Regions from separate parts of the Homo sapiens genome. Here region 2 is linked to region 1. A link is an interaction called in ENCODE POLR2A ChIA-PET data of the cell type or tissue named here. Cell type or tissue: HepG2. All regions are shown on one strand. Links, peaks and the distances in the headings refer to the core of each region. The heading gives the core; the rest is flanking DNA. Region 1 overlaps CRYM (crystallin mu). Region 2 has its middle 55 kb from the start of CRYM.

Region 1 (14,996 bases), core at 600-3,099:
TACAATTATTCAACTCTGCCTTTAGAGTAGAAAACACAGCCAACAGGTAAACAAAAGAGCCTGGCTGTGGGCTGTGTTCCAGTGAAATTATTGATGGGACTGAAGCTTGAATTTTGTATCATTTTCAGACATCATGAAATATTTTCTCCCCCCATTCATTTGAAAATCTAAAAACCATTTCTAGCTCATAGGCCACACAAAAGCAGGCAGCAGAGCAGGTCTGGCCCCAGGACTGTAGTTTTCTGACGCTTGGTCCAGTTTGAATGCTGCATCCTTTGATATCTCCCCTTTGTCTTGTAATTTTGGTAGATACCTTAACCTCTGCACCCAGCACAGATAATTAGGTGCTTGATACGCATCTGTTAGATGAAACAATGCACCAATAAACTGATCCCCAAAAGTAAGAAAGCAAAAATTGCCAAAAAGGACAGAACAAGTTTCTGCAGCATTTTGGCTCCTTAAGTAAGGGCTGGCTGACCTCTGATCTGCCATGACCTTTGAAGTTTTCAGACAAAACTGGATCCATGTGATGTCTTTGAACCAGGCTCCAGATAAAATTGTATTGCCTTTGTCTTCCAGTGCATGAGAGATTTTAAAGACATTTACCAACCTGCAAGGCATGGATACTTAACCAATGGCATGGGCTCTGGGTGGCCAGAGCGCTCCTGATGCTCTGCCAGGCATTTACTCTTTTGCTGCTTGATCACGAAGTATGGAAGGTCATGAGAGGGGGACAGAGGGCACTCTCGAGGGGCTCAGGATAGCAACTGTTTACCAACCAGTTTGGGAGTATTTCAGTGTTTTAGGTGTATCAGCTCTGTTCCCATGTACTTTATTTATTTATTTTTTGAGATGGAGTCTTGCTCTGTTGCCCAGGCTGGAGTGCACGATGTCAGCTCACTACAACCTCCACCTTCCGGGTTCAAGTGATTCTCCTGCCTCAACCTCCCAAGTAGCTGGGATTGCAGATGTGCACCACCACGCCTGGCTAATTTTTGTATTTTTAGTAGAGATGGAGTTTCACCATGTTGGCCAGGCTGGTCTCAAACTCCTTAGCTCAAGTGATCTGCCCACCTTGGCCTCCCAAAGTGTTGGGATTACAGGCGTGAGCCACCGAGCTCAGCCTGTTCCCATGTACTTCTGTTTCCTTCAATCTCATAGGGTGGAAGAGGACCTGGGGCAAGGGACAGACTGGCCACTGGGAGCCCACCCTTTGTTGGGCTTCTATAAGGTACCCCATACAACTCAGGTGGTAGGGGGCTCCCCATGGAAGCCCTCCTCAAAGCAGCAAGTGGGAGAGTAGGGAAGGAGGGAATGAACAGGGCTTAGGCTATACTTTCCATCTGACTCTTTCAGGTTGGGTCTCTGCCATTTCCCTTAAGGTTCCTGTCTTTTAACATCTTTGTCCCCTGCCCCCTCCACCTCTGAAGGGTACCTTCTGAATTTCATCAAGATCTGCACCGAACTGATTCATTTTATATGCAAATCCCACCTAATCCTCAATGGTAACAGGTGGTGAGGAAACTGAGGCCTACAGAGGTCAGATCACTTGCCTAAGGACACCTGCCTTTGAGTGGCGGGGAAGGGACTCTGACCCAGGACTGCTCAGTTCCAGAGTTCATGGGCTTAGCACTAGGCTAAACCATGTAAATAATTGACCTGAATGATGGAGCACAATGATTCAGCTGCAGAGTCTGGTGACTCATTGCTCTTTCCACCAATGGGTGAACCTGCCTTGTGCGCTAGTTGGATTTGTGCCCAGGGAGCAATGGATCTTACCCAAAGACTTGAACACGGTGGTCTTCTCACAGTGGGCTGGTTTCACTCCCTTAATCACTTCTCCCAGCTCAGCAAAGATCTCGGCCTAGGAAACAAACATACGCTGACCCAGGCATGAAGCTAAAGTCTGTGCAGGGTTGGCTTTTGAAGCCAGCCCAGGGAATTCCTGAATTGGATAAGAGATAAATTTGATTAAAAAAAAAAAAAAAAAGAGAGAGATCCTTTGTACACTGAATGATATTAGGGAGGAGGCTGGCCCCGAAATCCTTTTGGGGTGGCATTTGCTTTTGTGATACCATAAACACAGAGATTCGAGTTGGTGCTCAGGGAGCTGTCCTGCCAAGATCATTGTGTCAGTGAGGAAATAGACATGCTGTTATCTGAACATGCATGCCAGCAGCTCCCTTCTTGTTTTATGCTGATTATAACCGTAAAATGAGGCCAGAAGGTGGGCAACACAGTCTTATCATGTTGGCCACATTGGGAAGGTTTCCAGGCTGCAAGAAGCTTCCAATCCCACTTCTTTAGAGGACAGCCCAGCAAAAAAATAAAATCCACTGAGCTTCTCCTTCCAGGAACACACATGTCACCACCCATAATGCCCATATTTTTCTGGAATGGAATTAAAGAGGGTTGCAAAATGTTTAGGAGCTCCTTCCCCTACAAGGAGGTGGGGTGGCTGAGGTCTGGAGCAGACCAAACTGGAAGGGAAGTTAATGAAACCCTGGGATCCAGGTGAGGCCAGCCAGGTGGCAGCCCTGACTGGGGTCAGAAGGGCCTCACCCCTGACAGCAGGACATCTCCAGACTCCTTCAGGGCAGCCTCCTGGGAATCCACGTACAGCACAGCTTCTTTCATGAGCTCATCATCCAGTTCTCTCCAGTCAGGTCTGCTGGCTCCAACAGCTAAGAGACAGCAAAACAGACCTTAAGCCCAGGATTAGTGCCAAAGGCTGCTAAGAAGCCCAAAGCACAGGAGAGAGGTGAACAAAGGACTCGTGAACACACTCAGATTCAAAATACCCCCTCATTCCCCAGGCCATGCTCTCCCAATCAGTAGGACGAAATACTTATTAAGAAATAGGCCAGGTGTGGTGGCTCACACCTGTAATCCCAGCACTTTGGGAGGCTGAGGCAGGCAGATCACTTGAAGCCAGGAGTTTGAGACTAGCCTGGCCAACATGGTGAAACCCTGTGTCTACTAAAAATACAAAAAATTATCCAGGCGTGGTGGCTCACACCTGTAGTCTTTGCTACTCTGGAGGCTGAGGCATGAGAATTGCTTAAACCTGGGAGGCGGAGGTTGCAGTGAGCCAAGATCATGCCACTGCACTCCAGCCTGGGCAACAGAGTGAGGCTCCATCTCAAAAAAACAAACAAACAAACAAAAAAAACTACCTACCATTTTGCCTTTCTATTCTATATCCCACCTCATTGCTAAAAGATTTTGAGACGACATAGCATTCATTTACAGGGTGTCTACTCTCTGTGGGATGTTTTGCACGTACTATTTATGGTTCTCGCAAGTACATTTCAAAGTCTGGTTCTCACTTAACAGATGCACGAATGGAGGCTCAAAGAAGTGAAGGTGTTTGCCAAGGTTAAGGATCTGATGGGTGAATCCAGGTCTGAGAGAGCACCTAGGCGCTCACACCTCTTCTGCTTAACAGGAACACCTTCCTCACAAAAATCCCGAAACAGAGACATCACTTGGTGCTTATTCACACCTCACTCTCCTCTTGATCTCCATCATTCCCATTCCTCACCCTCAACCAGTTCTTTTAATATCTATTTTTTTCTTTTTGGAGAGAGGGTCTCACTCTGTTGCCCAGGCTGGAGTGTAGTGGTGCAATCAGAACTCACCACAGGCTGGGTGCAGTGGCTCATGCCTGTAATCCTAACACTCTGGAAGGCTGAGGTGGGTGGTTCACTTGAGGTCAGGAGTTCAAGACCAGCCTGGCCAACATGGTGAAACCCTGTCTCTACTGAAATACAAAAATTATCTGGGCATGGTAGCACACGCCTGTAATCCCAGCTACCTGGGAGGCTGAGGCAGGAGAATCTCTTGAACCTGGGAGTTGGAGGTTGCAGCGAGCCAAGACTGCGCCACTGTGCTCCAAACCAGGCGACAGAGTGAGACTCCATCTCAAAAAACAAACAAACAAAAACTCACCACAGCCTCAAACTCCTGAGCTCAAGTGATCCTCCCGCCTCAGCCTCCCAAACTGTTGGGACCACAGACGCCTGCCACTATGCCCCTTTCCCTCTCCTCACCCCCGGTTCTCTCTTAACTCATGACAAAAGAAAAAAAACAACAACAACAAAAACTCAGTGTCAGGGTCATGGAGAAGTCTCGTCAGAAAGAAAACTGGCTCCGTCCTGGCCCTGAACTGTCACATCCTCTATGGAGTCCAGGACCAGAATGATGAATCCAAGGTGTCACGCCCCCTGGCACCAGGACACAGGAGAATGCAGAGGCTGCCACCAAATGCCTGCAAGGCCAGGGAGGTAATGAAAATGAACAAAGCTGGTCAGAGGGACTGGATTAGATGTGGTGGAGACTGAGGGGCGGGGAAGCCAGCAGGCCCTTCCGAAGGGGACAGTCATTGTTCAGCTCCAGCTAATCATTACCACGTGTGAATGTAGATCCACTGTTACCAGATATGCCCCAGTTGTTTTCTTAGAAGAGAAACAGGAAATCTATTTGCATATGTCACTCCTTGAGTTTTAGATTACTCTATGGTCCAAACCAAACACATCTGCTGGCTGGATCCAGCCCCTGGCTGGCTAGTCTTTGAAAACTGCTATAAAGCCTTATACAAATATAAGACAGCATTTATATGCCTTCTTCCACTGCCGCCCCGTTTTCTCCCTTTGTTCCCTCCCGTTCTGTTCTCCCTCATTCTAATTTCCAAAGAGAGTTGTGTAAAAATGTCCATCTTGAAGGTTGTTTGTGCGGAGAGTTCTATAGAACAAAAGCACTAGCTTAAGGAAGCTTGTAAATAAATCATAAGCTGGTGGGAACAAAACCCCCGTTTCTCAGGCCACTCCTTCTCACTGGACTATTTCCCCTGCACAACCACTGCTTATGAGCCGGGCGAGTTCTCAAAGGGTTGTGTGAGGTCACTCAGGCGGATGGAGGTGGGCCAGGCAGTAAAGAGAGAGAAGCCTGACTCAAACAAGGCTCTGGCTTGGTTGTGATGGGGCTAAATGAGTGAGGGTCGCAGACAGGCTTGACAGGGTGTGGGGGCAGGAGGAGGGAGGCATGGGGCAGGGTGGAACTGGGCCTGTCCCTCCGCTGAGCTGTAAACTAAGTAAAATCTGTTGTTGGTATTTCCCTGTTGTCTGCGCTTGTGACACATTTTTCTTAAATGTATGTGTTGCCTCTGTGAACACATAAACCAATTTTGTCCCTGGGCCAGGAAAACAGAAGAGATGCCTTGACTCAAAATCAAGTCAGCCCTTCCTGGAGAATGATTCCAAGTGAGAGAGGGATCCAACATAAGGGAGATTGTCTGTGGCTGGATGTGAGGATGGAGAGTCCATATGGTGGGAAATTTGGGTCATCTCTGGGAGCTGAGAATGGCCCCAAGGAAAGGGGCTCCCCCCATCCTCCAGTGTAAGGAACTGAATCCTGCCACACCATGGGAGCCTGGAAGAGGACCCCCGAGCATGAGATGAGATTGCAGCCCGGATGTTGCCCAATTTCTTTTTTGTGAGACTTTGCACAGAGGATCCAGCTACCCACACCCAGTCTCCTGAACCACGGGAACTGTGAGATGATAATAATGTGTTGTTTTAAGCTGAAAAAAAAATCAAGTCCATCTTTCTGAAGATGCAGCCTTGGAAACCCATTTCACCATGAACTGGTTCCTTTTGATTTCCCAGGTCCTTCCAGAAATGGTCTTATTGTCCATAAACTCAGCCCTGACTTACCTCTTACCCATTCCCTGGACCCAGTCTGACCACCAGTCCCATGCAGCCTGAGACTTTCAAATTACTTTGATCCATTCCTCAAACACGCCATGTTCGCTTCCACACTCAAGGCCTTTGCATCTGCTGTGCCCTCTACCCTGAATGCCTTTCCTTCAGCTCTTGGCATGGCTGCTCTTCCTCCTCATTCAGGTCACAGCTCAAAAAACACATCTTAGAGAGCTTCTCAGATAACCCTATTGAAAACACCTCTCTCTGCTTCTACCTTCCACCTCCACCACCAGCCTCTATCACCCAGGGCCTTGTTCTTTCCGGTCTCATCTTTAGCCAGAACGATCTAGTTCCTCTATGTGTTTGTTTGTTGTCTATCTCTCCTCACTGAAATTAACCACCATGAAACCAGTGACCTTGACTGCCTGGTTATTGTGGCATCCCTGGCATCTAGAATAGTGCCTGGCACACGGTAGAGATTCAGTCAGCATGTATGATTGAATGCGTCATCATTTGACTTGGCTCTCGCCGGCTCATCTGCCCACGTGTGCAAAGCTCTTAGCTTCTGAGTTCACACCATGTGCTTGTCACTAAAACACAGGGCACCAAGACCATCTTTAAATCCTCTAAAATTTGCCTGCTCTGCTCACCAGAATCCAGTCTTCCTGTTGGAAGGCAATCATGAGTATCATTTAAAGCTTGGACTCTGAGGATAGAGTGCCTCCGTTCAAATCCCAGCTCTGCCATCAAGAACCTCTGATTTTGGGCTTGGCACAGTGGCTCACGCCTGTAATCCCAGCACTTTGGGAGGCTGAGGCGGGTGGATCATTTGAGGTCAGGAGTTCGAGACCAGCCTGGACAATGTGGTGAAACCCCATCTCTACTAAAAATACAAAAAAATTAGCTGGCATGGTGGCGTGTGTCTGTAATCTCAGCTACTCGGCAGGCTGAGGCAGGAGAGTCACTTAACATGGGAGGTGGAGGTTGCAGTGAGCTGAGATCATGCCACTGCACTCCAGCCTGGGTGACAGAGTGAGACTCCATCTCAAACAAACAAACAAACAAACAAACAAAAACTTGTGACTTTGGAAAAGTTATATAATTTCTCCATGCCTTGGTTCATCCCCCTATAAAATGTTTATGATAATAGTTCCTGCCTCATAAGTTGGTTATAAGTATTAAATGACATTATACATAGAATAATGTCATTTAATATACAAAGAATTATACAAAGAATTCATGACAGCACCTGCAGTAGTATTAGATGTAGACCAGCTCTTGCTATAACACCCAGGGCCATCTGAAGGTCTACAGAGGCCCCAGGCACCCTCATGTCTAGAGCCCCCTCTCCTGCCCCTCATCCTATCACACATATTAAAAAGCATATACATGTCACATAAAAAATTACAGTACAAAAGAAATTTAAAGGTTTATAATTCTTAGTGTTAAGAAAAAGTGACTCATTTGGCCTTTCTGATTTAAATTTCATCACATTTTAGAATTGAGCTGTGAATTACCATTTGCCATAATTTTACATGTTATGGTCAGGCGTAGTGGCTCATACTTGTAATCAGTCGCAGCACTTTGGGAGGCTGAAGTGGGTAGAGTGCTTGAGGCCAGGAGTTCGAGACCAGCCTGGCCAACATGGTGAAACCTTGTCTCTACCAAAAATTACAAAAAATTAGCTGGGCATGGTGGCACATGCCTGTAGTCCCAGCTACTCGGGAGGCTGAAGTGGGAGAATCGCTTGAACCCAGGAGGCAGAGGTTGCAGTGAGCTGAGATCTCGCCACTGCACTCCAGCCTGAGCGACAGAGTGAGACCCTGTCCCAAAAAAAGAAAAAAAACTTACATTTTATAGAACATTAAATATTCTTTAGTTTCAGGTTTGTAATTTCCCTTTTACATTTCTTGGAGCAAATATTGTTTGTTTGTTTTTTAAGACAGAGTCTCTCTCTGTTGCCCAGGCTAAAGTGCAGTGGCACAATCTTGGCTCACTGCAACCTCTGCCTCCTGGGTTCAAGCCATTCTCATGCCTCAGCCTCATGAGTAGCTGGGACTACAGGTGCAAGCCACCATGCCTGGCTAACTTTTGTATTTTTAGTAGAGACGGGGTTTTGCCATGTTGACCAGGTTAGTCTTAAACTCCTGGCCTCAAGCAATCCACCTGCCTCAGTCTCCCAAAGTGCTGGGATTACAGGCATGAGCCACTGCACCCAGCCAAATATTGTTTTTTTCAATCTCACATGTTTTCAAGGCCCTTAAATAGCTTGGGCATTCTGCATGAATAAACTGGCTCTGCAAATGTAGTCGACTGGTCCCGTCTAGAGAGGAGCCTGGCCACCACCCATCATGCCTTATGGAGCCACTCTACTTACCATTGATGTGAGCCCCTGGCTTCACCCATTCACCAAACAAAATGGGCTCTGTTGCCAGGGTGACTGTGATGATCACATCTGCACCTGCCACAGCCTCCTGGACCGAAGAACAGACCCGTACCTCTCCTTGCACTGTGTCTGCAAACTTCTCTGCATTTTCTTTGGTGCGGTTCCATATCCTCACCTTCATTGGGAGTAACAAGAAGGATATTGGCGCCATTTTTTGGCTGCTTATGTTACACTGAGCCCAGGGATGCGGAGGGAAAGTTGAACTACTCTGGCATAGGGGTCAGTGGTTATCTAAATCACTCCTAAATCATTCCCCATGGAGAATGGACATTTGATCAGGGGTACAGCATTAACTTAGACACCTAGCCAGGTATTTGAAAATCAGCGTTCTCTACCACTTTCCCCTTTTAAAATGAGTGGAAGTATTTCACTTCTAGGCCAAGAGGCACAGCCTCAGTAACTTCATAGCTATTATATATTAATAGCATAATGATTAGCAGAGCAAGTTCTGGAGCCAGGTAGGCTTGGAACCAATCTCCACTCTGCTATTTCCTGAAATTGCTTCATGTCATTCAGCCTTAGTTTCCACATCTGTAAAATGGAAATATAACTGGCAAAGTCTGTGTGGAACTCACACTTTATGTCTGAGACCCCGTAAAGGAGTTGTAATGGGTGGGAGATTCATATGAAGGATTATTTATGATAATGTTTTTCATGGAATAACTTGATCGGTGAAGAATACTTAGGAAATTCAAGATCAGACGAGTTTGAAGGTAAATGGCATAGCCAATGAAAAGGCCAAGAATGGTAGCTACGGCTGGAATCCTGAAAGGTGCTGGGGTTGGAGGGTGGGGCAGCGGCCTCACCAGGAGCTGGGGACTTGCCGACTTGCTTGACAGGTTTCAATGTTTGGGTCAAGGGCTTGTCACCCGTCAACTGAAAATAAGGCCTACAGAATTTCTCATAAGGAAATATAATACATACGGAAACAAACTTTATGTCTAAGCAAGTTCACCAAGCAAGGTGAAAAACAGGACATTTTGCCCGGCCGGAAGTGCATGGTTAACCTCTTCACCCTTCTTGATAGAAGACTATGCAAATTTTATGCAAAAATTAGATAACCTGAAAAGTGATGTTAGAACATTCAGTAAGAGAGGATATAAAATGGTGCATATCTAACGTGACTAAAGCTATGTTATAAAAAGCTGAAGAGGGAAGATCAGAAAACATTAACTGTCTTTGAAAACAGATGAAAGGGCATTTTTCTTTTGTTTTCTTCCTTGTATTAAAAGTAATGGCAACTGGGCGCAGTGGTTCACGCCTGTAATCCCAGAACTTTGGGAGGACAAGGCAGGTGGATCACCTGAGGTCAGAAGTTCCAGACTAGCCTGGCCAACATGGTGAAACCCCATCTCTACTAAAAATACAAAAATTAGCCAGGTGTGGTAGTGGGCGCCTATAATCCAAGCTACTTGGGAGGCTGAGGCCCAAGAATCACTTGAACCCAGGAGATGGAGGTTGCAGTGAGCCGAGATTATGCCACTGCACTCCAGCCTGGGCGACAGCGCGAGACTCCATTTCAAAAAAAAAAAAAAAAAAAAAAGTCATGGCCAAAACTGCAATTACTTTTGCACTCACCTAATAGTCTATATTTCTCAAGGCAGTGGTTTTATTTTCATCATTAAATCATACTTTAAAACTGCTCCATCCCTTTCATACACACACATAAAATAACAATAGCATCAAAAATTCCCAGGGGGAAGCATGAGACGCAGTGGGGGGAAGGTGGACCAGTATGGAGACTGCAAAAGAGAGAGGCTGTGGCCTCCTGGTCTCCAGGTCTCATCCCACCCAGTTTCTTGATCCATAACCTTGAATACTTAAAAACTCTGGATTCTCCTAAGAAAAACATAATAGACAGGAGCTAAAAGGACAACTGAATGTATACAAGAGATATAATAGAATCTTTTAACCGAGTAAGCTTGCTGTATCCTCAGACAAATGCCCTCTGAACTGAGGACTGGAAACAGGTAATCAGATCTTCCCCTGACTCTTATCCTCCATCCCCTCCATCAGGGCTTCTGGGAAGTCATGAAGATACAAGAATGGTCTAGATGGGGCTCACAACTTAATTATTTCAGAATAACCTGTGGTGCAGTGAAGCAGTATAGACAGGTCAAGGACCACCCCCTTCCCTCTTCTCTCCCACCCCCACCCCTGGACTTACCTCCTTAAAGGAGAACTGCTCTGTGAAGATCTCATAATGGCTGTAGGCCTGGACCCCAGCCCCAAGGATGCACAGCACTTCACTGCTGGGAGGTTTCAGAAACTATATGAGAGAAATGAAGTGGCAAAGGTCAAGGGAGACCCTAGCAGACGGGTAAAAAACTAAGATGGTTTGAGTATCAGGTGACTTCTGCCCTCTCTTCTGCCTCCCTCAAGAGCTTGCAGGCAATCAAGAGAATTTCCTTTTGTGTCTAGTTTCCCCCGTATCAAGTGGGAAAAGAAGGAAGAAGGCTTCACTGAACAGCTAATGTATGCCAATGCTTTGCCCCCATGATCTCATTTAGTCTAGACATTGACCCTACGAGTTGGGGACTCCTACTATCTTCTTCTTACAGATGAAGAGACTGAGGTTGCCCTGGTAACAGAAAGGTGAACTTGCTCTGGGTCTTACAACTACTTTTTAAAATTATTTATTTATTTCTTTTTCTTTCTTTCTTTCTTTTCTTTTTTTTTGAGATGGAGTCTCGCTCTGTCGCCTAGGCTGGAGTGCAGTGGCACGATCTTGGCTCATTGCAACCTCTGCCTCCTGGGTTCCAGTGATTATCCTACCTCAGCCCCCCGTGGAGCTGGGATTATAGGTGTGCGCCACAACACCCAGCTAATTTTTGTATTTTCGATAGAGATGGGGTTTCACCATGTTGGCCAGGCTGGTCTCAAACTCCTGACCTCAGGTGATCTGTGCACCTCGGCCTCCCAAAGTACTGGGATTACAGACGTGAGCCACCGCACCTAGCCAGGTCTTACAACTATTGAAGGGCACAGTGTGGCTCTAAAGTCACGTCTTCCATACTCCAAAGCCCATGTCCTTTCTTCATATCTCAGGTACATGCTCAGCCATACCCACTTCTCAGAGCTCTGAGCTGCTTCTAAGAGCTGCCTGGATTCTGTGAGCCCTTCCTTCCCAGGGTTCTAGCTATATTCACTGGGCCAACTCTGTTGATCTTTTCACTGCCTCTGTCTTCCTCTAAAGACGAATGTAGAATTAGCATTTGTGGCATCTCCTGAGGGTGTCTGTGTTTGAGAGCAGGATTCTGTGATCAACTCACGTCCAGTGCCACCTCTCCAATGAAGCCTTTCTGACCTCCTTGATAGAATGCACCAGGCCATAGCACTTATTTGTTTGTAGATTTTCTTCTACAGGTCTTTAAGCCCCATGAGGACAGAGGTAGTCTTATTTGCACAGAACTGGTACATACCTACTATGACCTACAAGAGGTAGCACTGGGCTTCTCAACCTCGGTACTACTAACATTTGGGCTGGACAATTCTTTATTGGGGAGGGGCACCAACCTGTGTATTATAGGATGTGCAACAGTATCTCTGGTTTCTATCCATTAGATGTTAGTAGCATTTTCCACCCCTTCAAGTTGTGGGAACTAAAAACGTCTGCACACTCCTAAATGTCTCTGGAGCAGGTGGCAAACTCATGCTCAGTGGAGAACCACTGGCATAGAGGAAAGACATCACTTGGCCCTCGACACCATATGTATTAAATAAAACCCTCTTCTGCCTTTTCTCTATTCCATTTAGTAAACTTTGAGTTCCCTGTGGTCTGTTCTTTTATAAAATGCTACTCACTGGAATTTTGGAGTATAATATTTAAAAAGTGAAAAGTCTTCTTAACTACTAATTACTAGCAAAACAGCATCTCTGAAATATTAGGAATTAATTTTATCTCCTGCAGCTACCGAAGGAGAGATACCATTCTGTGCCATAAAATATAGTTTAACGTCTCTGATTTGAAAAGGTTTCAAAATGATAATATCCACAAGACTAGAAATCTTATGTTGCTGTCTGATAAGGATAATTAGATTTTTTTCCTTAATTGTTACCATTTTCTTCTGTTCTCAGTTAATATGAATCTATTCTTGAAAGTACAGGTGAGCTTCAGAAATTGTTACAGTATCCCATAAAAATAACCTTCAACTTCCTAAACTAAATGTGTAATTCTAATTGGTTGTCTTACTTGATAATTTGTTGCCCTGGTAATAGTGTGATAATTGATATTTTTAAAATTTTTTTTTTTTTCCGAGACAGTCTCGCTTTGTCGCCCAGGCTGGAATGCAGCGGTGTGATCTCAGCTCACTGCAACCTCTGCTTCCTGGGTTCAAGCGATTCTCATGCCTCAGCCTCCCGAGTAGCTGGGATTACAGGTATGTGCCACCATACTTGGCTAATTTTTTTTTTTTTTTTTGGTAAAGATGGGGTTTCGCCATGTTGGCCAGGCTGGTCTCGAACTCCTGACCTCAAGTGATCCACCTGCCTCGGCCTCCAAAAGTGCTGGGATTACAGGTGTAAGCCACTGCACCCAGCCGATTTTTAATCATATGTTTATAAGATTTATTAAACAGCATTAGTGGCACTTCAATCTTTTCTCCTAAGCATGCAGGTTATTAAGTACACGTATATGAATCTGCTGGGTTTCTCATTTAAAGAGTCTGAAAGTCTGTTTCATTTGCATTTGCCAAGGCCTTGCATGGTCTGGCCCTCCTATCTCTAAAGCTGTCTCTCATACCACCATGCCATGTTCCCCTGCACTTCCTGTCTTCCAGCCATACTGGCTTCCTTGCAGCTTCCCAAGCTCATGTACTTCCTTCAACCACAGGGCCTTTGCATGAATTAATTCCTTGCCATACGATGCTAGGCTGCTTTGTCCCCTCTCCCCCTCACAAGTAACTGATTATCCTTCAATCTCAGCTCAAATATCCCCTACAGAGACACAGCCACAGGCTAGATCAAGACATACTGCTTTACACTCTTACAGCACTTGTCAGCGTTGTAGTTTCATATTTATTGGTGTGAATTTTTTTTTTTTTTTTGGAGACTGAGTCTCACTCGTTGTCCAGGCTGGAGTGCAGTGGTGTGATCTTGGCTCACTGTAACCTCCGCCTCCAGGATTCAAGCAATTCCCTTGCCTCAGCCTCCCAAGTAGCTGGGATTACAGGCACCTGCCACCATGCCCAGCTAATTTTTTTTTTTTTTTTTTTTTTTTTTTTTTTAGTACAGATGGGGTTTTTCCATGTTGGTCAGGCTGGTCTTGAACTCCTGACCTCAGGTAATCTGCCTGCCTCAGCCTCCCAAAGTGCTGGGATTGCAGGCGTGAGCCACTGCGCCCAGCCTATTGATGTGATCTTTGGACTATATCTTGCCTCCCCCACTGGACCCTGTACTACATGAGGGCAAGTACTGTATCTGGTTTTGCTTACCCCATGCTGAGCGCAGAACCTTGCATTTGGTGGACACTCAAATATTTGTTGAATAAATGTATGTTAGTGCTAAACCCTAATATATACTATCACCTTGAGAAAACATATCAGAGGCTTCAATGAAGCTTATGTGAGACCCAAGCACAAAAAATGTATTATGTTCATCAGACCCTAGAGCTCCGTATACTTATTCTCCCCAACAAGAGCCCTAAATAGAAGAGAAATGATGGACAAGAAAATATTCTACTCTCAAGGCAACAAGTAAAATAGACCCTTTGTTCCTTATTGAAACAGTTCATCTGAGCCCCTGGAAATAAAGCTGTGAAGTTTCAGCCTAAACTTTGAAGTGTCTAAACTTTGAAGTGTCAACCCAAGGCTTCTTGATTCTTCTGGGAGCACAGATTTTTATTAATGCAACAAAGCAGTGTTATTGCAGGCTGGGTCTACAAAAGTGTGGTTTCCAGACCTGGTTGATCCTCACTCTGTGATTTTGATTCAGTAGGCATGGGAATTTGAGTTTTTAAAAACTTCCCTAGCTAATGCTGCTGCATAGCTTGCTTCTGTTGGAAACTTCTTATCTGGGACAAGACCATGTGGCCTCAAAAGGACCCGCAGGAACCTGGTTGTATGACTTCAGGAAACCCAAGTTTCTATTCTTTTATGCGTAAAATGAGGCCATTAATACTTTCTCTGCCTTCCTCACAGAAACTCGTAGTCCAGACAAGGGGCTGGAAATGAGTTTGAAAAAGACTAAAGCTCTTTGCAAATGACAGTAATACAAGATTCATTCTGTTCCCAAATTACCAGCAAACATAGCAAGGAGTCCTTGATTACTTCAGTTGAGTCAGGTCTGGATATAACTAAAAACCAGTTCATTGAGGTGGGTGCTGTTGGTCTACTCCCTTCGCATACAATTACCAGATTAATCCTCCCATTCTTCCCTCCCCAGCAGGTATCTAGAAAACCTCGACATGCAACCTGAACACCTGGTCTTTGCTGCTGCAACTTTCCCTGGGTTACCACGTTTCCTTTATAATAACTTAGGAAAACCAGTGTCCCAAGACCTTGTACTTCCACATTTAATGTGAAAGACTCCAGACTCCAATCGTTCCCACAGACACCCTGTTTCCTAAGCCTCATCCTCTTAACTCTAACTTTTAAAAATGCTGTTTTTCTTATAGGATGCCTTGACATTGCTTGGGAACATCATCACCCCCATTGCTTACTGTTCCCTCTGCCTGGAGTGCCCCTCCGTGTTTTTGCATGGTTCGCTAACTCACTGCTTTCAGCTTTGACTCAAATGTCACCTTCTCAGGGAGGCCTTTCTTGGATAATGTAAAATGTGACAGCTTCTCCAATACTCTCACTTCTGCTTTATCTTCACCTAACATGTTATGTGGCTTTTTGGATTATTGT
Region 2 (14,996 bases), core at 7,598-10,097, 73 kb after region 1:
AGGCTCTGGCCCCCTGCGACCCTGAACTGGAATAACTATCTAAATCATTATTTTACTTGTGTTTGTTAATCTGTCTTAAATGTATATATGGCTCACATTATTTATTTCAGTGTTTAATATTAGAAGTGTTTTGGTATTTATTTAGATGTTTGGTGATGTTTTTCTGACCCCCGAAAAAAGAAAACAGTAATATACAATAAAAACTTAACTCTTTTTTTTTTTTTAATTTTTTTCAGAGACAAGGTCTTGCTCTGCTACCCAGGCTGGGGTGCAGTGGTGCAATCATAGCTCACTGTAATCTCAAACTCCTGGGCTCAAGTGTTCCTCCCACCTGAAGCTCCCAAGTAACCGGGATGACAGATGTGGGCCACTACTCCTGGGCTAATTTTTTTTTAATTTTGTAGAAATAGAGTCTCACCATGTTGGTCAGGCTGGTCTCAAACTCCTGGCCTCAAGCAGTCCCCCTGCCTCAGCCTCCCAAGTTCTGGGATTACAGACATGAGCCACCATGCTGGCCCTTAACTCTTGTTTATATCAATTAGATTATGGCAAAGTTAGTTTCGTTATACATCATTTCACTTAAAGTTACAGTTTCCAAGAACCTATTGATGATGATAAGTGAGGGCTTACAGTACATGTCTTGGAGATAAATCATTGTGAATGCACAGTCACCTCTCAGGCTAAATAAATATTAACTCAGGAACACCAGAATCCAGGTCAGTTCCAGAATCTGACCTCATTCTTCCCTCTTCCCTTTGGATAAAGGTGTTTCTTTGTTTATGAGAACTATAGGAATGCCTCATTTTTATGCAAATATAAAGCAAGTGCCCAACCACCGCATTCACCTAAATGCAGATGTTTTGGAGGCTCAAAACTCAAGGGTCTCCACCCAGGATCCCTACATACAGAAAAGACACTTGTCCAGGATGGGGGCTAAATCTTTGGAGTTGAGTGTTATGTTTTTATTTTGCTTTGTTTTTCATAGTTTTTTGTGCAAAAAATGAGTGGAGCAAAGTAGCTGAGGGAACTGACTGTATGCTAGTCTTTTTGAGATTCAGAACTAGTGATACGTTGGAGTCCAGGTGACAAGTGTGGCAGGGAGTGGAAACCCTGTTGAGAGACGGGGACTTGAGAAGCATGGAATAGTACCTTTGGTGAGGATGTTGATGTTCTCTCAAGCTATTCCATCTACATTGGCAATGATGAGGCTCCCGATGGAAGCTTTTGAGAATCAGACTATTGGGGATTTGCTGCAGGAAGAGTTGTGACAATCAAGCCATTTAAATCTGAGTAATAAAACCGCATGATATTTCATTTTCCCCTGCAGGCTTTTGAAGCCTTTGATATCCTGTTTACATCAAACACATTTACTCCTAAGAAAATCTTTAGTGTATACAATTCCACATACAGATATTTTAAATGACTAACTACTTTGGCTTAGAAGAGTACAAATGACACCCCAGTCTTTTAAAATTTCAATTAGATTAAGTTTAATCTAGGCTAAATTCATTGATTGATCACCTCAAATATTGAAACATAATTGCCTCAAATATTGAAACAATAAAGTAGTATTGTTCCTTAATTTCTTAGTATTTTCTCTACTAGAGATTCTCTTATTGTAGGATTTTGAATGAATTTCATGGATGGTTTCTTTTCTTTTCTTTTGAGTGGAGTTTTGCTCTTGCTGCCCAGGCTGGAATGTAATGGCGAGATCTCGGCTCACTGCAACCTCCGCCTCCCGGGTTCAAGCAATTCTCCTGTCTCAGCCTCCTGAGTAGCTAGGATTACAGGTGCCCTCCACTATGCCTGGCTAATTTTCGGTATTTTTAGTAGAGACGGGGTTTCACCACGTTGGCCAGGCTGGTCTTAAACTATTGACCTCAGGTGATCTGCTTGCCTCAGCCTCCCAAAGTGCTGGGATTACAGGCGTGTATTACGGGAAGTCAGGGACCCCGAACGGAGGGACCGGTTGAAGCCATGGCAGAAGAACGTGGATTGTGAAGATTTCATGACATTTATTAGTTCCCCAAATTAATACTTTTATACTTTCTTAATGCCTGTCTTTACTGCAGTCTCTAAACATAAATTGTGAAGATTTCATGGACACTTATCACTTCCCCAATGAATACCCTTGTGATCTCTTATGCCTGTCTTTAATCTCTTAATCCTGTCATCTCGTAAGCTGAGGAGAATGTATGTCGCCTCAGGACCCTGTGATGATTTTGTTAACTGCACAAATTGTAGAGCATGTGTGTTTGAATAGTATGAAATCTGGGCGCCTTGAAAAAAGAACAGGATAACAGCAATGTTCAGGGAACAAGAGAGATAACCTTAAACTCTGACTGCTGGTGAGCTGGGCAGAACAGAACCATGTTTCTCTTCTTTCAAAAACAAATGGGAGAAATATCACTGAATTCTTTTTCTCAGCAAGGAACATCCCTGAGAAAGAGAATGCCTGAGGGTAGGCCTCTAAAATGGCCCCCTTGGGTGTGGCCATCTTTTATGGTCTAGCTGTAGGGATGAAATAAGCCCCAGTCTCCCATAGTGCTCCCAGGCTTATTAGGATGAGGAAATTCCTGCCTAATAAATTTTAGTCAGACCAATTGCTCTCAAACCATGTCTCCTGTTAAGATGTTATCAATGACAATGGTGCCCGAAACTTCATTAGCAATTTTAATTTCGCCCCAGTCCTGTGGTCCTGTGATCTCACCCTGCCTCCATTTGCCTTGTGATATTCTATTACCTTGTGAAGCACAAGATCTCTGTGACCCACACCCTATTCGTACACTCCCTCCCCTTTGAAAATCACTAATAAAATCTTCCTGGTTTTGCGGCTTGTGGGGCATCACAGAACCTACCGACATGTGATGTATCCCCCGGATGCCCAGCTTTAAAATTTCTCTCTTTTGTACTCTGTCCCTTTATTTCTCAACCTGGCCGACGCTTAGGGAAAATAGAAAAGAACCTACGTGACTACTGGGGGCAGGTTCCCCAATAGGCGTGAGCCACCTCGCCCAGGCAGATCTGTTTTTTATTTCCCTTTAAGATGGAACTTCCCTTTTTTTGAAAAAATTTTACTTTAAGTTCTAGGGTACATGTGCACAATGTGCAGGTTTGATACATAGGTATACACATGCTATGCTGGTTTGCTGTACCCATCAACTCGTCATTTACATTAGATATTTCTCCTAATGCTATCACTCCCCCAGCCTACACCCCACGACAGCCCCCGGTGTGTGATGTTCCCCACCCTGTGTCCAAGTGATCTCATTGTTCAGTTCCCAGCTATGAGTGAGAACATGCAGTGTTTGGTTTTCTGTCCTTGTGATAGTTTGCTGAGAATGATGCTTTCCAGCTTCATCCATGTCCCTGCAAAGGACATGAACTCATACTTTTTTATGGCTGCATAGTATTCCATGGTGTATATGTGCCATATTTTCTTAATCCAGTCTATCATTGATGGACATTTGGGTTGGTTCCAAGTCTTTGCTATTGTGAATAGTGCTGCAATTCACATACGTGTGTATGTGTCTTTATAGTAGCATGATTTATAAACCTTTGGGTATATATCCAGTAATGGGATTGCTGAATCAAATGGTATTTCTAGTTCTAGATCCTTCAGGAATCACCACACTGTCTTCCACAATGGTTGAGATAATTTACATTCCCACCAACAGTGTAAAAGCATTCCTATTTCTCCACATCCTCTCCAGCATCTGTTATTTCCTGACTTTTTAATGATCGCCATTCTAACTGGTGTGAGATGGTATCTCATTGTGGTTTTGATTTGCATTTCTCTGATGACCAGTGATGATGAGCATTTTTTCATGTGTCTATTGGCTGCATAGATGTCTTCTTTTGAGAAGCATCTGTTCATATCCTTTGCCCACTTTTTGATGGGGTTGTTTATTTTTTCTTATAAATTTTTTTGAGTTCTTTGTAGATTCTGGATATTAGCCCTTTGGCAGATAGGTAGGTTGCAAAACTTTTCTCCCATTCTGTAGGTTGCTTGTTCACTCTGATGGTAGTTTCTTTTGCTGTGCAGAAGCTCTTTAGTTTAATTAGATCCCATTTGTCTATTTTGGCTTTTGTTGCCATTGCTTTTGGTGTTTTAGTCATGAAGTCCCTGCCCATGCCTATGTCCTGAATGGTATTGCCTAAGTTTTCTTCTAGGGTTTTTATGGTTTTAGGTCTAACATTTAAGTCTTTAATCCATCTTGAATTAATTTTTGTATAAGGTGTAAGGAAAGGATCCAGTTTCAGCTTTCTACCTATGGCTAGCCAGTTTTCCCAGCACCATTTATTAAACAGGGAATCCTTTCCCCATTTCTTGTTTTTGTCAGGTTTGTCAAAGATCAGATGGTTGTAGATGTGTGGTGTTATTTCTGAGGCCTCTGTTCTGTTCCATTAGTCTACATATCTGTTTTGGTGCCAGTACCATGCTGTTTGGCTACTGCAGCCTTGTAGTATAGTTTGAAGTCAGGTAGCATGATGCATCCAGCTTTGTTCTTTTGGCTTAGGACTGTCTCGGCGATGCGGGCTCTTTTTTGGTTCTATATGAACTGTAAAGTAGTTTTTTCCAATTCTGTGATGAAAGTCATTGGTAGCTTGATGGGGATGGTGTTGAATCTATAAATTACCTTGAGCAGTATGACCATTTTCACGATATTGTTTCTTCCTATCCATGAGCATGGAATGTTCTTCCATTTGTTTGTGTCCTCTTTTATTTCATTGAGCAGTGGTTTGTAGTTCTCCTTGAAGAGGTCCTTCACATCCCTTGTAAGTTGGATTCCTAGGTATTTTATTCTCTTTGAAGCAATTGTGAATGGGAGTTCACTCATGATTTGGCTCTCTGTTTGTCAGTTATTGGTGTATAGGAATGCTTGTGATTTTTTCACATTGATTTTGTATCCTGAGACTTTGCTGAAGTTGCTTATCAGCTTAAGGAGATTTTGGGCTGAGACAATAGGGTTTTCTAAATACACAATCATGTCATCTGCAAACAGGGACAATTTGACTTCCTCTTTTCCTAATTGAATACCCTTTATTTCTTTCTCTTGCCTGATTACCCTGGCCAGAACTTCCAACCCTATGTTGAATAGGAGTGGTGAGAGAGGGCATCCTTGTCTTGTGCCCGTTTTCAAAGGGAATGCTTCCAGTTTTTGCCCATTCAGTATGATATTGGCTGTGGGTTTGTCATAAATAGCTCTTATTTTTTTGAGGTACGTTCCGTCAATACCTAGTTTATTGAGAGTTTTTAGCATGAAGTACTGTTGAATTTTGTCAAACGCCTTTTCTCCATCTACTGAGATAATCATGTGGTTTTTGTCACTGGTTCTCTTTATGTGATGGATTATGTATATTGGTTTGCATATGCTGAACCAGCCTTGCATCCCAGGGATAAAGCCAAACTGATTGTGCTGGATACGCTTTTTGATGTGCTGCTGGATTTGGTTTGCCAGTATTTTACTGAGGATTTTCGCATTGATGTTCATCAGGGATATTGGTCTAAAATTCTCTTTTTTTGTTGTGTCTCTGCCAGGCTTTGGTATCAGGATGATGCTGGCCTCATAAAATGAGTTAGGGAGGAGTCCCTCTTTTTCTGTTGATTGGAATAGTTTCAGAAGGAATGGTACCAGCTCCTCTTTGTACCTCTGGTAGAATTCGGCTGTGAATCCATCTGGTCCTGGACTTTTTTTGGTTGGTAAGCTATTAATTATTGCCTCAATTTCAGAGCCTGTTATTGGTCTATTTAGGGATTCAACTTCTTCCTGGTTTAGTCTTGGGAGGGTGTATGTGTGCAGGAATGTATCCATTTCTTCTAGATTTTCTAGTTTATTTGCATAGAGGTGTTTATAGTATTCTCTGATGGTAGTTTGTATTTCTGTGGGATTAGTGGTGATATCCCCTTTATCATTTTTTATTGTGTCTATTTGATTCTTCTCTCTTTTCTTCTTTATTAGTCTTGCTAGTGGTCTATCAATTTTGTTGATCTTTTCAAAAAACCAGCTCCTGGATTCATTGATTTTTTGAAAGGTTTTTTGTGTCTCTATCTCCTTCAGTTCTGCTCTGATCTTAGTTATTTCTTGCCTTCTGCTAGCTTTTGAATGTGTTTGCTCTTGCTTGTCTAGTTCTTTTAATTGTGATGTTAGGGTGTCAATTTTAGATCTTTCCTGCGTTCTCTTGTGGGCATTTAGTGCTATAAATTTCCCTCTACACACTGCTTTAAATGTGTCCCAGAGATTCTGGTATGTGTGTCTTCATTCTCATTGGTTTCAAAGAACATCTTTATTTCTGCCTTCATTTTGTTATGTACCCAGTAGTCACTCAGGAGCAGCTTGTTCAGTTTCCACGTAGTTTGCAGTTTTTAGTGAGTTTCTTAATCCTGAGTTCTAATGTGATTGCCCTGTGGTCTGAGAGACAGTTTGTTGTGATTTCTATTCTTTTACATTTGCTGAGGAGTGCTTTACTTCCAATTATGTGGTCAATTTTGTAATAAGTACAATGTGGTGCTAAGAAGGATGTATAATCTGTTGATTTGGGGTGGAGAGTTCTGTAGATGTCTATTAGGTCTGCTTGGTGCAGAGCTGAGTTCAAGTCCTGGATATCCTTGTTAACCTTCTGTCTTGTTAATCTGTCTAATATTGACAGTGGGTTGTTAAAGTCTCTCATTATTATTGTGTGGGAGTCTAAGTTTCTTTGTAGGTCCCTAAGGACTTGCTCTATGAATCTAGGTGCTCCTGTATTGGGTGCATATATATTTAGGATAGTTAGCTCTTCTTGTTGAATTGATCCCTTTACCATTATGTAATGGCCTTCTTTGTCTCTTGTGATCTTTGTTGGTTTAAAGTCTGTTTTTTCAGAGACTAGGATTGCAACCCCTGCCTTTTTTTGTTTTCCATTTTCTTGGTAGATCTTCCTCCATCCCTTTATTTTGAGCCTATGTGTGTCTCTGCACATGAGATGGGTCTCCTGAATACAGCATACTGATGGGTCTTGACTGTTTATCCAATTTGCCAGTCTGTGTCTTTTAATTGGGACATTTAGCCCATTTACATTTAAGGTTAATATTGTGTGTGAATTTGATCCTGTCATTATGATGTTATTTTGCTCGTTAGTTGATGCAGTTTTTTCCTAGCACTGATGGTCTTTATAATTTGGCATGTTTTTGCAGTCGCTGGTACTGGTTGTTCCCTTCCATGTTTAGTGCTTCCTTCAGGAGCTCTTGTAAGGCAGGCCTGGTGGTGACAAAATCTCTCAGCATTTGCTTGTCAATAAAGGATTTTATTTCTCCTTCACTTATGAAGCTTAGTTTGGCTAGATATTAAATTCTTGGTTGAAAATTCTTTTCTTTAAGAATGTTGAATATTGGCCCCCACTCTCTTCTGGCTTATAGAGAGAGTTTCTGCGGAGAGTTTTGCTATTAGTCTGATGGGCTTCCCTTTGTGGGCAACCTGACCTTTGTTTCTGGCTGCCCTTAACATTCTTTCCTTCATTTCAACCTTGGTGAATCTGATAATTATGTGTCTTGGGGTTGCTCTTCTCAAGGAGTATCTTTTGGTGTTCTCTGTATTTCCTGAATTTGAATGTTGGCCTGCCTTGCTAGGTTGGGGAAGTTCTCCTGGATAACATCCTGAAGAGTGTTTTCCAACTTGGTGCCATTCTCCCCATCACTTTCAGATACACCAATCAAACGTAGATTTGCTCTTTTCACATAGTCCCATATTTCTTGGAGGCTTTGTTTGTTTCTTTTTACTCTTTTTTCTGTAAAGTTCTCTTCTTGCTTCATTTCATTCGATACTCAATCACTGATACCCTTTCTTCCACTTGAACGAATTCAGCTACTGAAGCTTGTGCATGTGTCACGTAGTTCTCGTGCCATGGTTTTCAGCTCCATCAGGTCATTTAAGGTCTCTACACTGTTTATTCTAGTTAGCCATTCATCTAATCTTTTTTCAAGGTTTTTAGCTTCCTTGCGATGGGTTCGAATGTCCTCCTTTAGCTCGGAGAAGTTTGTTATTACCAAGTTTTTGAAGCCTACTTCTGTCATCTCGTCAAAGTCATTCTCCGTCCAGCTTTGTTCCGTTGCTGGCGAGGAGCTACAGTCCTTTGGAGGAGAAGAGTCACTCTGATTTTTAGAATTTTCAGCTTTTCTGCTCTGGTTTCTCCCCATCTTTGTGGTTTTATCTACCTTTGGTCTTTGATGATGGTGACATACAGATGGGGTTTTGGTGTGGATGTCCTTTTTGTTGATGTTGATGCTATTCCTTTCTGTTTGTTAGTTTTCCTTCTAACAGTTAGGACCCTCAGCTGCAGGTCTGTTGGAGTTTGCTGGAGGTCCTCTCCAGACCCTGTTTGCCTGCGTGTCACCAGCGGAGGCTGCAGAACAGCAAATATTGCAGAACAGCAAATATTGCTGCCTGATCCTTCCTCTGGAAGCTTCATCTCAGAGGGGCACCCTGCTATATGAGGTGTCTGTAGGCCCCTACTGGGAGATGTCTCCCAGTTAGGCTACTGAGGAGGTCAGAGACCCACTTGAGGAGGCAGTCTGTCCATTTTTAGAGCTCAAACTCCATGCTGGGAGAACCACTGCTCTCTTCAGAGCTGTCAGACAGGGACATTTAAGTCTGCAGAAGTTTCTACTGCCTTTTGTTCAGCTAAGCCTTGCCCCCAGAGGTGGAGTCTACAGAGGCAGGCAGGCCTCGAGCTGTGGTGGGCTCCACCCAGTTCAAACTTCCCAGCCGCTTTGTTTACCTGGTCAAGCCTCAGCAATGGCAGACGCCCCTCCTGCAGCTTGGCTGCCACCTCACAGTTTGATCTCGGACTGCTGTGCTAGCAGTGAGCAATGCTCCGTGGGCATGGGACCTACTGAGCCATGTGTGGGATATAATCTCCTGGTGTGCCGTTTGCTAAGACTGTTGGAAAAGCACAGTGTTATGGCGGGAGTGTCCCGATATTCCAGGTACCGTCTGTCCATCTGTCACGGCTTCCCTTGGCTAGGAAAGGGAAATCCCCCAACCCCTTGCGCTTCCCAGGTGACGTGATGCCCTGCCCTGCTTTGGCTCACACTCCGTGAGCTGCACCCACTGTCCAACCAGTCCCAGTGAGATAAACCAAGTACCTCAGTTGGAAATTCAGAAATCACCCGTCTTCCGCATTGATCATGCTGGGAGCTGTAGACCGGAGCTGTTCCTATTTGGCCATCTTGGAATGATCCACCTGCCACATTTTCTTTATCCAGTCTATCCTTGATGGACATTTGCATTGGTTCCAAGTCTTCACTATTGTGAACAGTGCCTCAATAAACATACGTGTGCATGTGTCTTTATAGTAGAAGGATTTATAATCCTTTGGCTATATACCCAGTAATGGATCATTATTTCTGTTTTTTCAATGGCAATTGTCTCCTGATCTGTTGGCTTCAGTATACTTGAGTAATGATAAAATCTACATTTTAAAACACATGAGATGTTTTTAATGTATATTTGCCTTCGTTTCTTTCAGCAATATTTTGTGGTTTTTCTTGTGCAAATCTTTCGTCTCCATTGTTGTTTATTCCTAAGTATTGTATTCGTTTCCATGCTATTGTAAATAAGATTGTTTTCTTAATTTTCATTTTGGATTGTCTGTTGTTAGTATATAGAAATGCAAATAATTTTTGTGTGTTGATTTTGTATCCTACAATTTTGCTGAATTTATTTTTTGTGTGTAAGTATGACTAAGATCGTGTCATCTACAGAGATGTTTTTACTTCTTTCTTTCCAATTTGAATGGCTTTTATTTTTCTTGCCTAATTTTTCTGGCTAGAACTTAAATTTCTAGCCCATGGAAAAAGCAGGCATATTTGTCTTTCTCCTGATCATTGGTGAAAGACTATGATGTCAGCTGCAGATTTTTATATATGGCCTTTATTATGTTGAGGAAATGTCCTTCTATTTCTAGTGTATTGAGTATTTTATCATTTAAAAAAGTTAATATTTTTCTGCATTGATTGAGATGATTATGTGTTTTTTCCATTCTTCTCTGCATGTGGTGCATTAAATTAATTGATTTTGTTTGTTGAATCCTCTTTGTACTCAAGGAGTAAATCCTCCTTGGTCATGATATATAACCCTTTTAAAATGCTGGTGAATTTTAGTTGCTAATATTTCTGTTGAGGAACTTTTCATCAATATTCATAATCTTTCCTTGTCATGTTTTTGCCTGGCTTTGCTATCAGGGTAATCCTGGTCTCATAAAATGAGTTAGAAAGTGTTACCTCCATTTCAGTTTTCTGGAAGAGTTTGAAAAGGATTATTGTTTATTCTTCTTTAAATATTTGGTAGAATTCACTGGTAAAGCCCTCTGGTGCAGGATTGTTCTTTGCTGAGTGGTTTGATTACTGATTTTATGTCCTTACTAGTTATAAGTCAGTTCAGATTTTGTATTTCTCCATGACTCAGGCTTGGTAGTTGTATGTTCCTACAAATTCATTCGTTTCATCTATGTTATTCAATATTTTGGCATGCAGTTGTTCATAGTACTCTGAGATCATCCTTTTTATTTCTGTAAAATCATAAGTAATGCTCTCACTTTCATTTCTGGTTTTAGTTATTTGAGTCTTCTCAATTTTTCTTAGTCCGGCTAAAAGTTTGTCAATTTGTTGATCTTTTCAAATTATTAAGTTTTGGTTTTGTTGAATTTCTCTATTATTTACCTATTCTCTATTTATCTCAATTCCTTTTTTCTGCTAAATTTATGTATACTTTACTTGTCTAATTCCTTAAGGTGTAAAGTTAGGTTATTTATTTGAAATTTTTATTTTTCTTTAACGTAGGTATTTACAGCTATAAATTTCCCTCTGAGTACTGCTTTCACTGCATCTCACAAGTTTTAGTATGTTGTGGTTTTGTTTTTATTTGTCTCAAGGCAGTTGCTACATTTTCTTCTGATTTCTTCATTTATCTTTTGGTTGGTTAAGAGTGTTTTGCTTAATTTCCACATATTTATGTATTTTCCAGTTTTCCTTTTGCTATTGTTTTCTAGTTTTATTCCTTTGTGATAAGAAAATATACTTTGTATGATTTCAGTCTTTTTAAATGTAATAAAATTTGTTTTGTGGAGTAACATGGTTTACCCTGGATATGTTCTGTGCACACTTGAGAAAAATCTGTGTTCTGTTTTTGTTGGGTGGCATGCTCTGTGTATGTTAGGTTAAATGGGCTCTCTCTGTTTCCTTATTGATCTTGAACCCAGGAGGCGGAGGTTGCAGTGAGCCGAGATTGCACCACTGCACTCCAGCCTAGGTGACAGCAAGACTGTGTCTCAAAAAAAAAAAAAAAAAAGAAAAGAAAAAAGATATGCTTGTCAATCTATGTAAAATAACCACAGAGATTTTGAAAGGAATCGTATTCAATCTGTAGGACAAATTGAGGGGTATTACCATCTTAACAATATGGAGTCTTCTGATCATGTAAGTGAGGCATCTTTCCATTTACTATGATTTAATTTCTTTCCATTTCTTTCTTATAGTTTTCTGTGTAGAACTCTTGCACTTCTTTTGTTAAATATACTTTGTCATTTTAATTGTTCAATTAAAATTGAACAAATTGAAAAATTGTTTGTTAAGTCTGGTTCTAGCACTGATCCCTAGAAAACTTAAAAGAGACACTTTATCTCTCTATTTTTGTCCCCTATAAGTAATAACATGGTCCTGTATTCATTTTTTAAAACTTTGAAAAATATGCATTTCCAAAGATTCTCACATTCATTCATTCATTTATTCAGCAAACATTTATTAAACACCTTCTATGTGCCAGGCAGATACAGATATCTGCCCTTATACAGACTAAAGCCATAGAATTTAATATTGACATATCAATAAAACTCAGTAAAAATATTTAAAATAGCCTCTGAAAACTTATATCACTTATTTGAATCTTTTATCAGACTTATACATTATATTCAAGTTTTTTTGTTAAAACTTGAAATACCACATATATCTATAAACAACTACCTCTAAAGAAAATGGATAGTTCATAAAGATTATTGCTAAAATTTTGTGAGCTTTTTCTTCCTTTTTATCTTATTTTTAATGTTTGTTTCTAACCATTGTGAGTGAATTAAAATGTATTTAAATTTTTTAAATACCTTCTGGGTGAGTACATAAAAAGAAAAGAGATGTTAATATAAGTGGTTTATAGCTTCATTTAAGTGTTTTTCATGTCTTAACAATATAAGGTGAATTACTGGGGAGATGATCTCTGGGCTTTTAAGAATCACAGTACTGCCACTCACTAGCTGACTCATTTTGATGAAGCTTCTTGACTTTCTGAGCCCTGATTCTATCCTTTATGGATAGATTAATGGAGATGATAATACTCATTATTTAACCCATTTTAATTGTAGACGTTAAACTAGATAATATTTGTGAATGTATTCTGAAAACTCTAAGGCACTGTATGGATGTATTATTTTACATGATATTCGATTTCTGTCAACTCTCCCACAGGAGTACCAGCTCATGATAGGAGTCAGTAATTGGATGCTCTGGGCAGCCTATTTCTTCACGTTCCTCTCTTTGTATTTTATTATCATCATTTTTATGTGCATAATTTTCTTTGTCAAGGCAAGTGTCTATTTGGCTGCAGCATGTTGTGGATAAACTTTGAGAGGGAAAGTAGAAACATGGTGTGGGGCCAGATGGGCCTCGGGTTTCTAGGGGATGAAAATGTGGCTTTTGTTGACTTCACAGTGGAAACTCAGAGACTGCTTAGTCTCTCAGCAAACAAAACTTTAGACCTAGAGGGATGGGCCATCTGTAGGAAATAAATTGTTAACTCTCCATCTCACTAAGCAGAGTCATCAGTTTCACTAAGACTATTAAAACACTTATGGATGTTTCATTTTTCCTCTTTGGTTTTGGTGTGATACCGCTTACAGCATGACTAAACTGGTTTCCTAATTGTTTTGCTAGGTTGAACCTGCACCAGTCATCCAAAGCAGTGACCCAACGCTTATCTTTATCTTTTTGCTGTTTTATGCCATCGCCACAATATGCTTCAGCTTTATGGTTAGCACTTTCTTCAGTAGAGGTGAGTCTGAGATTCCAGTGGTGAAATATTCTCAGTAACTACACTTTAGCTGCCAACTCATCTACAGCCTCTGTTTACACACTCTAACCGAAAAGACAAATATCATGTACACGTGAAATGATTTGGAAGGGAATGAAGAGAGCAATGACAATTAATGTAGCACAGGATACATGTGAAAAAAGACAAAAACCAAAATAAGATCATGTCTGTGTGTTCTTTCTAACCTTTAGCTGCTACTTCATGTATGGTATTTGTCCAACCCTTCCAGCAGGAAGGGTTGAGATGGAGATGGCTTCTGTATATTCCATTGGAGGGACTGATGTATGCTAGTATCTGATGATGAGAGTGATATATGTGAAGAGAAAGAAAATGGCAGTGCTACTTCAATGAAAGAAAGGGTTCTTGCACTTAATTAATAGATCCTCATTGTGTGTCTTCTGTGTATTTGTGTGTTTTTGTTTTGCTTTCTTTTCTGTTTTGTTTGTTTGTTTTGAGACAGAGTCTCACTCTGTGGCCCAGGCTGGAGTGCAGTGGCTCAATCTCGGCTCACTGCCACCTCCACCTCCCGGGTTCAAGCGATTCTCCTGCCTCATCCTCCCGAGTAGCTGGGACTACAGGCGCCTGGCACCATGCCCGGCTAATTTTTGTATTTTTAGTAGAGACGGGGTTTCACCATGTTGGCCAGGCTGGTCTTGAACTCCTGACCTCAGGTGATCCACCTGTCTCAGCCCCACAAAGTGCTGGGATTACAGGCATGAGCCACCGTGCCCAGCCTATGTATCTGAAATATACTGTCTGCCCCACAGAGCTAATATTGACCTTGGGGACATGAATATTATATGCACAAAAAGTAGTTTATAAAATACATTAGTCAGGGTCACATGATTTGCAGAGTACAACTGGGGACCCAGGAAAACCAGTGGTATAATTCCAGTCTGACTCTGAAGGCCTGAGAACCAGGGGAGGTGGTGGTGTAAATCCCAGTTCAAAGGCTGGAACAGACTAATGTCCCAGTCAAGAAGGCAACAAGGAAGAAATGAGAGCAAATTCCCCCTTCCTCCACCCTTTTGTTCTTTTCAGGCCCTCAACAGATTGGATGATGCCTGCCCACATTGGGGAGGACCATCTGCTTTACTGAGTCCACTGATTCAAATGCTTATCTCATTTGGCAACCTCCTCACAGACACACCCAGAAATAATGTTTAATCTGTATACTCCATGGAGAGTCAAGTTGGCACATAAAATGAACCACCATAAGAAGACATGCAGAGAACAATGAAAATTAACAAAGCATAGTGTACACATTTAAAAAAAAAAAAATGGATTAAGATATTCCAGGTCGAGGCCGGGCGCGGTGGCTCATGCCTGTAATCCCAGCACTTTGGGAGGCCGAGGCGGGCAGATCACGAGGTCAGGAAATCGAGACCATCCTGGCTAACATGGTGAAACCTCGTCTCTACTAAAAATACAAAAAAAATTAGCCAGGCATGGTGGCGGGCGCCTGTAGTCCCAGCTACTCGGGAGGCTGAGGCAGGAGAATGGCGTGAACCCGGGAGGCGGAGCTTGCAGTGAGCCGAGATCACGCCACTGCACTCCAGCCTGGGGGACAGAGCGAGACAACATCAAAAAAAAAAAAAAAAAAAAAAAGATATTGCAGGTTGAGATAGGCCTGGAAATGCTATGCTTCAATCAAGGTAGGTTTGTGAAGGATTTGAAGATGGGAATGAATAGGAAGTCAAGTCAGTGGATGCAGCTATACATTCATTCATTTGTTAACATTTTTGGATATCTGTGACTGGGCATGGTGGCTCACACTTGTAATCCCAGCACTTTGGGAGGCTGAGGTGGGTGGATCACTTGAGGTCAGGACTTCGATACCAACCTGGCCAGCATGGTGAAACTCCGTCTCTATTGAAAATACAA

Evidence for each region. ChIA-PET counts read pairs that join two places held together with the same protein. Peaks named below come from ENCODE experiments on the same cell type or tissue, not always from the same donor. Only the 100,000 strongest peaks of a DNase experiment are listed, where the experiment ranks them.
Region 2: POLR2A ChIA-PET joins it to region 1 with 6 read pairs; 3 of 35 experiments call an interaction of 5 or more read pairs at or near these places.

The regions. Positions count from the first base shown.
Region 1 is chr16:21,259,475-21,274,470 of GRCh38, forward strand. CRYM (crystallin mu) reads right to left here. Exons shown (of 8, transcript NM_001376256.1): 4 at 10,316-10,417; 5 at 8,080-8,263; 6 at 2,563-2,684; 7 at 1,780-1,864. Among named protein-coding and RNA genes, the nearest start is that of CRYM, 11 kb to the right of the region's middle. RefSeq lists an enhancer at 4,548-4,607. In HepG2, for the core only: no CTCF peak of the experiment used is centred there; a DNase peak (open chromatin) is centred at 1,687; H3K4me3 peaks cover 297 bases.
Region 2 is chr16:21,325,966-21,340,961 of GRCh38, forward strand. No RefSeq gene overlaps it. Among named protein-coding and RNA genes, the nearest start is that of CRYM, 55 kb to the left of the region's middle. In HepG2, for the core only: no CTCF peak of the experiment used is centred there; a DNase peak (open chromatin) is centred at 8,726; H3K4me3 peaks cover 1,072 bases.